Regions from separate parts of the Homo sapiens genome. Here region 2 is linked to region 1. Evidence: read pairs that join two places in POLR2A ChIA-PET (ENCODE). Cell type or tissue: Panc1. All regions are shown on one strand.

Region 1 (5,000 bases):
GTATTTTTTGAATTTGTCTACTCTGAAATTTACTTGTACCCCAAAAGTCACACTGGTTTTGCAGTCATTTGTGCATGTGTGAGGAGTGGTGAAAAAGTTTGAGTCTCAGGACAGACGTTTCCCATTGAGGTGAAACCAGGCGATACTCTATTTTGGCTCATACTGTAAGCAGGTGTTTTTCATGATTTATTTAGTGCAATGATTATTTGTTCTTTCTGTTGGTGATTTTGCTGTTTAAAATGGCCTCCAAGCGTAGTGACTGTAACTAATTGTCTCTGTTACCTAATAGAGCTCAGCTTCCTGAATCCCTTGGTGCTTGGCCCAGTGCTTGACACATTCAAGGTTCTCAATGTAAATTTTTTGAGACGGAGTCTTGCTTTGTCTCCCAGGCTGGAGTGCAGTGGCGTGATGTCAGCTCACTGCGACCTCCGCCTCTGGGGTTCAAACGATTGTCTTGCCTCAGCCTCCCTAGTAGCTGGGACTATAGGCATGCGGCACCATGCCTGGCTAATTTTTGTATTTTTAGTAGAGACGGGGTTTCACCACGTTGTCTAGGCTGGTCTCGAACTCCTGACCTCAGGTGATCCGTTTGCCTTGGCCTCCCAAAGTGCTGGGATTACAGGCATGAGCCATCGCACCCAGCCTCTCAATAAATACTTAATTGAATGAATGAATGTTTACTTGCTGATTGTGTTCTTTTGTTAACTATATGTTCACCGCTTTCCTTGTACACTGATTCAGTCTTATAGTTTTTGTATCAATTTGTAGGAATTTTTGTATAAAATATCTGCCTTTTATTTTCTTATAGGTCTGGGATAAAAGTGAAAGTGGTGATTGGCATTGTACTGCTAGCTGGAAGGTTAGTATTTATTTTTACATTTATTAAAAATACAGAAATATTTACTGTTTATTTTATAGTTATCTATGAATTGTTTTGAGAAAATAACATTTATACAGTAGTTCTTTTCCTGGGAAGACATTTTACTGTTTTTCGCTATTAAAGTAACAACTGTGTTTCTCAGAATTTGAGAGTAAGAAAATCTGTAATTCTGTAGCATTCTAACATAATTATCTTAGTAATTCAGAATATTCCTTTTGCCTTTACATATTTTAATTGTTGTGATGTTTCATACATAGTTTTCTCTTAAAAAAAAAAAACAAAACCTTTACTCAAGTAGAAATTTTCTTTTTTTTTTTTTTTTGAGACGGAGAGTCTTGCTCTCTTGCCCAGGTGGGAGTGCAGTGGCGTGATCTTGGCTCACTGCAACCTCCGCCTGTTGGGTTCAAGTGATTCTTCTGCCTCAGCCTCCCAAGTAGCTGGGACTGTAGGCGTGCACCACGATGCCCGGCTAATTTTTGTGTTTTTAGCAGAGATGGGGTTTCGCCATGTTGGCCAGGCTGGTCTCAAACTCCTGACCTCAGGTGATCCTCCCTCGGCCTCCCAAAGTGCTGGGTTTATAGGCATGAGCCACTGTGCCCGGCCAAGTAGAAATTTTCATACCTTAAAAGTCATCCATTTTAAATGTACAGTTCAGTGAGTTTTAGTAAACTTACATAGTTGTGTAGTCATCACTGTAATCCAGTTTTAGAACTTTTCTCTCAAACTCAGAAATTCCTTTGTATCCTATTCCCACTCCAAGCCCCAGGCAACCACTGATCCATTTTCTGTCTCCATAGGTTTCTTCTCTCCTCTGCCCTCCCTCTCCCCTCCCCTCCCACCCTCTCTTCTCTTCTTTTCTTTTTTTTTTTTTTTGAGCTGGCGTCTTGCTCTGTCGCCCAGGCTGGAGTGCAGTGGTGCGATGTTGGCTCGTTGCAACCTCTGCCTCCTGGGTTCAAGCGATTCTCCTGCCTCAGCCTCCTGAGTAGCTGGGATTACAGGCGCATGCCACCACACCCGGCTAATTTTTGTAGTTTTGGTAGAGACAGGGTTTCACTATGTTGACCAGGCTGGTCTCGAACTCCTGACCTCAAGTGATCCGCCCGCCTTGGCCTTCCAAAGTGCTGGGATTACAGGCTTGAGCCACCATGCCTGGCCTGGTTTATCCTTTCTAGAAATTTCATAGAAATGGAATTTTGAAATACATAGTCCTTTGTGTCTGGCCACTTTCCCTTTGCATGTTTTGAGGTTCATCCATATTGTGTCATGTGTCAATTTGTTCCTTTGATACTGAGTAGTCCGTTGTATGTATATTGCCACGTTTTGTTTGTCTGTTCACCAGTTGACGGACATTTGAGTTGTTGTTTTTGGCTGTTATGAGTAATGTTAAGAACGTGCCATGTAAGTCTGTGTAGACATATATTTTCATTTCTTTTGGATAGATGCGTAGGAGTGGAATTGATGGGCTATATGCACTTAGCTTTCTAAGAAACTGCGAAACTCTTCCAAAGTGGCTGTGCCCACCAGCCATGTGTGAGGTTCCAGTTTCTCTACATCCTCACCTACACTCGATAATATCTGTCTTTTTTATTATAGCCATTTTAGTAGTTGAGAAGTGACCACAAAAATCATTGGATTTTGATTTGTATTTCCTTAATACCTCATGTTGATTATTTTTTCATATGCTTATTTACCATTCATGTATCTTCTTTTGTGAAAGGTCTATCCAAGGTCCCCCCCCCTTTTAAGGTGAGGTTAACTTATAAAATTAATAATTTCAGAGTAAACAATTAATTGGCATTTACTTCATTTACAGTGTTGTGTAACTACCACCTTTTTCTAGTTCTAAAACATTTTTATTATTCCAAAAGGAAACCCCATCTCTTGCTTTTAAGCCTAATATATTTCATATGTACTTTTCTATATCTTTAAAGGCTTTTTATTAACAGCCAATAAATATACCATTTTGCTTAACTAGTGGATATTTCAGTTTCCATTTTATTGTGATGAGCATCTTTGTGCAAACCTTATTCTTTAGATTGCATTTTACTGTAAATCTAATAAAACTTATCTGCCTTAGTGTGCATTTTTAATTTTATAGCCCTGTATAAGTAAGAATTAAAGATGATACAGAAAAGACTGGACAAAACAAGGTTAAAAAAAAAGGGTGCAAAATGTACCTTTAGTTGGTGACATTGTTACCATGTAGAAGTTATTGGTTAAACTATTTTTATGTTGTTGAATGTAAAAAATGTTAGCTATACAGTGTGAAACACATTTTCTGAATGTTATTTGTTATTATACAGTATTTTCCCTGAGAAGCACCTAGCAAATTCTTTTGATGGTGAAATTCTTTAAGACCTTTGTATCCCTTCTCCAGCCACCTCCCCTCCCACCCCTTGGCCAACAGGAGGGGTGTAAGGATTTGGGCTTCCCCATATTTGCTCTTCCTACAATAGTCTGTTATCGATAGACTGTATTGTCAGTTAAAATCATTTAAGCATTCTATGGCTATAATCTCTATATATTGTTAGACTTTTGAAGCAAATAATTTTTTTTTGGAGACAAGTTCTTGCTCTGTCACCCAGGCTGGAGTGCAGTGGCACAATCTTGGCTTACTGCAGCCTCAACCTTCCAGGCTGAAGTGATCCTCCCACCTCAGCCTCCCAAGCAGCTGGGACCGTAAGTGCATACCACCACACCTGACTAATTTTTTGTATTTTTTGTAGTGATGGCATTTTGCCATATTGCCCAGACTGGTCTTGAACCCCTGGGCTCAAGCAGTCTGCCCACCTCAGCCCCCTAAAGGGCTGAGAAGACAGGCGTGAGCCACTATGCCTGGTTGAATCAAATGAAAAAAAAGTATTTTTTTGATTGAGCTATAATTTACATATCATAATGTGCACCCATTTAAAGTGTACAATTTAGTGATTTTAAGTATATTCATTTAATTGGCAACCACCACCACTTCTAATTTCAGAACATTGTTTACCACCTCTAAAGGAAACCCTGTGCTCATTTAGCAGTCACTTCTTGTTTACTCTGCTCCCAGCCGCTGGTAACCACTAATCTACTTTCTGTCTGTATGGATTTTGGAGCAAATAAATCTAATGTTATTTATTTTATTAGGTGGGTATTTTCTGTAGAAAGAATTTGCAAGTAAAATGGTGGACTTACAGAATCTTTGTTTCAAAGGTTGGTTACGCTAAACTCTGAAGCAACTCTCCAACTATCAGCACTGGAAGTAGTCAAGTTTATCTGGCTAGATTTTTCTTTTATTAGTAAAATGTCAGAAGAACTGGACTTCAGAAGCATTACAATCCTAAATATAGAATGTCTTCTAAAGGTTAAAACATTCTGGAATTTAACTTTTTATTTACATGTTATGTTGATCAGTTTTCTTCTCTCATAGAAGTAAAACTATATTCTGTTTCCTGATGTAAAACCAGTGTTTATGAAATATGAATAAGTATTTAGGAAAAAAGAAGCCCTGGGATAATGAGTATCTGTTCTTTTCTTTTTTTTTTTTGATTCCCCAGACACATAGTGGATCTGTATGGCGTGTGACATGGGCCCATCCTGAATTTGGGCAGGTTTTGGCTTCCTGTTCTTTTGACCGAACAGCTGCTGTATGGGAAGAAATAGTAGGAGAATCAAATGATAAACTGCGAGGACAGAGCCACTGGGTGAGACATTTATTAGTATTCTGGGGACCGGGAAGACATGAGCAGCCAAGGAGCATTCATCCGAAGGCTACCTCAGATAATTGGTAAAATATCACCACTCCCCTCTAGTTTTACCAGTTCTAAAGTTCTTTCTTCCATGTTTTTTTCTTCCTTTTTTATTTCATTTTAACTTGGGTCTGAAGCAATACTTAGGAGCATCACTGCATTGTTTATAACTTTTATGATGAATCCAGAATATTTGCATTGTATTTGATTTTACCTATTAGTATATTTTATGATAGTAATATATGATTTTAAAGTATTCTGGCTCACTGCAGTCTCAAACTCCTGGCCCCACCTCAGCCTCCTGAGTTGCTGAGATTATAGGCATGAGCCACTGTGCCTAACTCTAAAATTCTTTTTTTTTTTTAACTTTAAACTCTTAAGGGTTAATAAAA
Region 2 (5,000 bases), 180 kb before region 1:
CCCGGGAGGCAAAGGTTGCCGTGAGCCGAGATCCCACCACTTCACTCCAGCCTAGGAGAGAGAGCAAGACTCCATCTCAAAATAAATAAATAAATAAATAAAAATAAATAAGTGAAAAAAAAAAAAAGGCTACTTTTGCCAGCACCAAGTGCCTGTGCGATGCCTGGGAGCCAGGCTCAGGGAGCAGCTTGGAAGGCGCCACTGCACTCCAGCCTGGGCAAGAGAGCGAGACCCCCCCCCCGTCTTAAAAAATATAAATGTATATATAGTTTCTCAGTATGTAGTTTCAAATTTTATTTCAGGAAACTTTTCTTGATTTACAAATTTCACTGTTCTATTCACTTTGGATTTCTTCTTCAGGGACTCCTATTATCTGTATGTCAGTTTCTTCCCCTGTCTTCAATATTATCACTTTCTCTTGAATCTTTTCAGTCCTCCTTTCCAATAATTGTTACATTTTAGATTCGTTGTAGATTTATAGAACAATTGCCAAGCTAACACAGAGTTCCTATATGCCCCACACCCGGTTTCTCCTCTTAACATCTTACATTAGAATGGCAAATTTGTCACAATTAATGAACTCATGCTGATCCACTGTTATAACTAAAGCCCACCATTTATTCAGCTTCCTTTAGTTTTTACCTGATGTCATTTTCTGGTCTGGGAGCCGGCCCAGGATGCCCCGTTGCCGGTGGTGGTTGTAGTTACTCTCCGCAGGCTCCTCCCAAGCTAAGAGTTCCTCACACTTTCCTTGTTGCTGATGAGCCCATCAGTTTTGAGGAGGCCTGGCCCGCTATCCTCTCAGCTGGCATGTGTCTGCTGTTTTTCTCGTGATTAGATGGGGTTTTGGGTCTGCTGAGAGCATAGCTTTTCACACCCATGCAAAAGCACACACCACCAGCATGGCTCATTGCGTAGGTGCTAACTTTGGCTGCCTCGCTGAGGGATGGCCTGATGTATTTTTTATTTTAATATAAATAGCACATTCTTCGGCTGCTAATCGTATTACTATTCTTCAGTATTTAAAAGGCGCTAGATGCTGTGATAAGCACTTTAAGATCCTATTTCTTTCTCTCAACAACACTGCAAACTACGAGTACAATCCTATTGTGCAGATAAACAGAACTCTCACACAAACACACACACACACAATTGTGGTAAAATATACATCAATTTCTATCAACCATTTTTACCCGCACAGCTCATTGGCTCCACCACATTCCCATCTGCGACCACCACCCTCCTTCTCCAGCGCCTTCTCATCTTCCCCACGTGTTCCACGTCTCACCTCTGGTCCCAGCGACACCAGGGCTTTCGGTCTTTGGGAGATTGAGGTGGTTTTGTGCCCGGGATTAGGTGGGTTCTTGGTCTCACTAACTTCAAGAATGAAGCCGTGGACCCTCACGGTGCCTGTTATGTTTCTTAAAGGCAGCGTGTCCCCAGTTTGTTCCTTCTGATGTCCGGCTGTGTTGGCAGTTTTTTCTTTCTGGCGGGTTCATGGTCTCGCTGGTTCAAAAGTGAAACTACAGACCTTCGCGGTGAGTGTTACAGCTCTTAAGTCTGCGCCTCCGGAGTTGTTCATTCCTCCTGGTGGGTTCGTGGTCTCCCTGGCCTCAGGAGTGAGACTGCAGGCTTCCACCGTGAGTGTTACAGCTCATAAAGGTAGCACAGACCCAAACACTGAGCAGCAGTAAGATTTACTGCAGAGTGAAAGAACAAAACCTCCACACTATGAAACGGAATCTGAGTGGGTTGCCACTGCGAGCTTGGGCAGCCTGCTTTTATTCACTTATCTGGCCCCACCCACATCCTGCTGATTGGTCCATTTTACAGAGAGCCGATTGGTCTGTTTTACAGAGAACTGATTGGCCCGTTTTGGCAGGGTGCTGATTGGTGTGTTTACAATCCCTGAGCTAAACACAAAAGTTCTCCACATCCCCACTGGATTAGCTAGATACAGAGTGCTGATTGGTGCATTTACAAACCTTGAGCTAGATACAGGGTGGCGATTGGTGTATTCGCAATCCCTTCGCTAGACATAAAGGTTCTCCAGGTCCCCACCAGATCAGCTAGACACAGAGCGCTGATTGGTGCACTTACAAACCTTGATCTAGACACAGAGTGCTGATTGGTGCATCCACAAACCTTGAGCTAGATACAGAGCGCCAATTGGTGTATTCGCAATCCCTTAGCTAGACAGATTCTCCAAGTCCCCACCAGATTAGCTAGACACAGAGCGCTGATTGGTGCATCCATAAACTCTGAACTAGACACAGGGTGCTGATTGGTGAGTTTACAAACCTTGAGCTAGATACAGAGTGCCGATTGGTGTATTTACAATCCCTTAGCTAGACATAAATGTTCTCCAAGTCCCCACTAGACTCAGGAGCCCAGCTGGCTTTACCCAGTGGATCCCGCATCAGGGCCGCTGGTGGAGCTGCCTGCCAGTCCCGCGCACTGCGCCCGCACTCCTCAGCCTTTGGGCGGTCGATGGGATCGGGCGCCGTGGAGCAGGGGGCGGCGCTCGTCTGGGAGGCTCGGGCTACGCAGGAGCCCATGGCGGCAGGGGGGTGGGGGGAGGCTCAGGCATAGCAGGCTGCAGGTCCTGAGCTCTGCCCGGCGGGGAGGCAGCTAAGGCCTGGAGAGAAATCGAGCGCAGCGCCGGTGGGCAGGCACTGCTGGGGGACCCGGCGCACCCTCCGCAGCTGCTGGCCCGGGTGCTAAGCCCCTCACTGCCCGGGGCCGGCGGCCCGGCCGGCCGCTCCGAGTGTGGGGCCCGCCAAGCCCATGCCCACCCGGAACTCTAGCTGGCCCGCAAGCGCCGCACGCAGCCCAGGTTCCCGCCCATGCCTCTCTCCACACCTCCTCGCAAGCTGAGGGAGCCGGCTCCGGCCTCGGCCGTCCCAGGAAGGGGCTCCCACAGTGCAGCAGCGGGCTGAAGGGCTTCTCGAGCGCCGCCAGAGTGGGTGCCCAGACAGAGGAGGCGCCGAGAGGGAGCGAGGGCTGCGAGGGCTGCCAGCAGGCTGTCACCTCTCAGTTTCAGGGCAACAGGCCCACCCCGAATAGTCCTGGAGCCAAAAGGGAACGAGCTTCTTCCTTCAGGTGGGGAATAGTTCACGGTGCTGCTTCCAACGTATCTTCTTCCTCGCCGTTTCCTGAGACTTCTCCAAAGCGGGGGCCGTGGCGCGGCGTGCTGTAGGCGCTGTGCTGGCGCCGTCCGGGCTCCCGAGCGGGCTGAGGGCCCTCCCCTGGGGCTGCGCCACCCCGCTCCGAGGCGGGGCCCTTCCTGGAACCGGCTTCCCTGCACCATTCCTGATCGGAGGCTGCGAACGGCACAAGCCCCTGCGGCGTTTTGAGTGGGGAAGTGAGCCGGGGCCTGTGCCTCCCGGGGAGCCGTGGGCAGGTGCGTGGCCACGGACTGGGCTCTCGGAGCTTCCCATAAAACCCCGGAGACCCACTCAGCACGGCTGCGGGCCCAGGCACGCTGGTGCTGGCGCCTCTCAGGCAGGACGACTCCACAGCCAGCGGGAGAACTTTCCAGATCGCCCTGCGCAGATGCTCCCCTCGCATGAAATCACTGCTCAGCGTTAGCCGCGGGCCAAGCCCCGGCCCAGCCCCAGGGAATACTTAGGGGACTGCAGGTGCAGGCCGTGGGGGCGGCCGGGCTCGGGCCGGCTCTGCAGACCCCGCTCCACGCAGAGGGCGATGCTGGGGACTCGCAGAGCTCGAGACCGCTGAGCTTCCCTCACTCATGTATGGCTTAAAGTTATTCATGCTGAACTCCAGCTTAGCACATTGTTGCACAAACACAGATATTCATTACCTGGCATTTTTATTCAAACTTCCTCAAAGCCAGTTAAGAATATCAGAAACACAAGTAAATTAATATTAATTATTCAGGTGCTTTAGTCACTTCATCCAAAGACGTTCCAGCGGCATGGTTTCTTTGGATTCATATAATTTTCTTCGTATTGCCTGGATTCCACAAGCATCCGTTCATGAGACACTGCACGTTGAGACGGTAACGCCCCTAGGCTGCAATATAATGCCCACCTTGCGCTTGCTCACCAGCATCCACCTCCAATCCTGGCTAGAAAAGTGCCATTCTTTTCACTGTTCGAGAAAGGGCAGGACAGTCATGGAACGCTCAGCGCAGAAATCTGAATCCTTAGATGGACAAACTGTGCTCCCTCCATTTTTCCGGTTTTGCAGTCTGTGATCATTGCTCGAGTTCCACAGGGTGAGATGTAAAAGACGCTTTTCCTTGTGCTTCTTGGTACACTGAACCGAAAACGATACTGACTCCCCCAACCTGTATGTATGTATGTATGTTTGCATGTATGTATTTTGAGACAGAGTCTTGCTCTGTCGCTGAGGCTGGAGTGCACTGGTGCGATCTCGGTTCACTACAACCTCCGCCTCCCAGGTTCAAGCAATTCTCCTGCCTCAGCCTCTCAAATAGCTGGGATTACAGGCGCGCGCCACCATGCCAGGCTAATTTTTGTACTTTTAGTAGAGACGCACTAACTACATTAGTAGTTTTGCTATATTGGCCAGGCTGGCCTCGAACTCCTGACCTCAAGTGATCCACCCTCCTCGGCCTCCCAAAGTGCTGGGATTACAGGCGTGAGCCACCACGCCAGGCCTCCCCACGCCGTATTTAAACACATTGACGAGGCGTCCAACTTCCTGCATGCATCTTAGCAGGAGTGCGCTGTGGGCTCATTTTTACGGTCTGCACTGGGTTGTGTGTGGCTGGCTCAACTCCATCTGAACAGCACAGCAATATGCCCACTGAAATGCTCAATTTTCTGGACTTCCTTGCCCCTAAGTGCATGTGGCCACATTCCAGCCAGTGAGGTGAGAATGGAAGTGGAATGCCACCTTCAGGGAAGCCTGATTTAGGAAGCTCACTCTGCACTCCTGGAATGTGAACATGATGACTGGGATCCCGCAGCCATCATGCGTCCTGAGGGGACAGTGAGACTAAGAACTGTGTC

The links. ChIA-PET counts read pairs that join two places held together with the same protein. Peaks named below come from ENCODE experiments on the same cell type or tissue, not always from the same donor. Only the 100,000 strongest peaks of a DNase experiment are listed, where the experiment ranks them.
Region 2: POLR2A ChIA-PET joins it to region 1 with 9 read pairs; 7 of 35 experiments call an interaction of 5 or more read pairs at or near these places.

Annotation. Positions count from the first base shown.
Region 1 is chr18:12,951,047-12,956,046 of GRCh38, forward strand. It overlaps SEH1L (SEH1 like nucleoporin), which reads left to right. Exons shown (of 9, transcript NM_001013437.2): 2 at 809-859; 3 at 4,417-4,563. Among named protein-coding and RNA genes, the nearest start is that of SEH1L, 5.5 kb to the left of the region's middle. In Panc1, no CTCF peak of the experiment used is centred here; no DNase peak of the experiment used is centred here; H3K27ac peaks cover 213 bases.
Region 2 is chr18:12,774,381-12,779,380 of GRCh38, forward strand. No RefSeq gene overlaps it. Among named protein-coding and RNA genes, the nearest start is that of LINC01882, 27 kb to the left of the region's middle. In Panc1, no CTCF peak of the experiment used is centred here; no DNase peak of the experiment used is centred here; H3K4me3 peaks cover 1,493 bases; H3K27ac peaks cover 368 bases.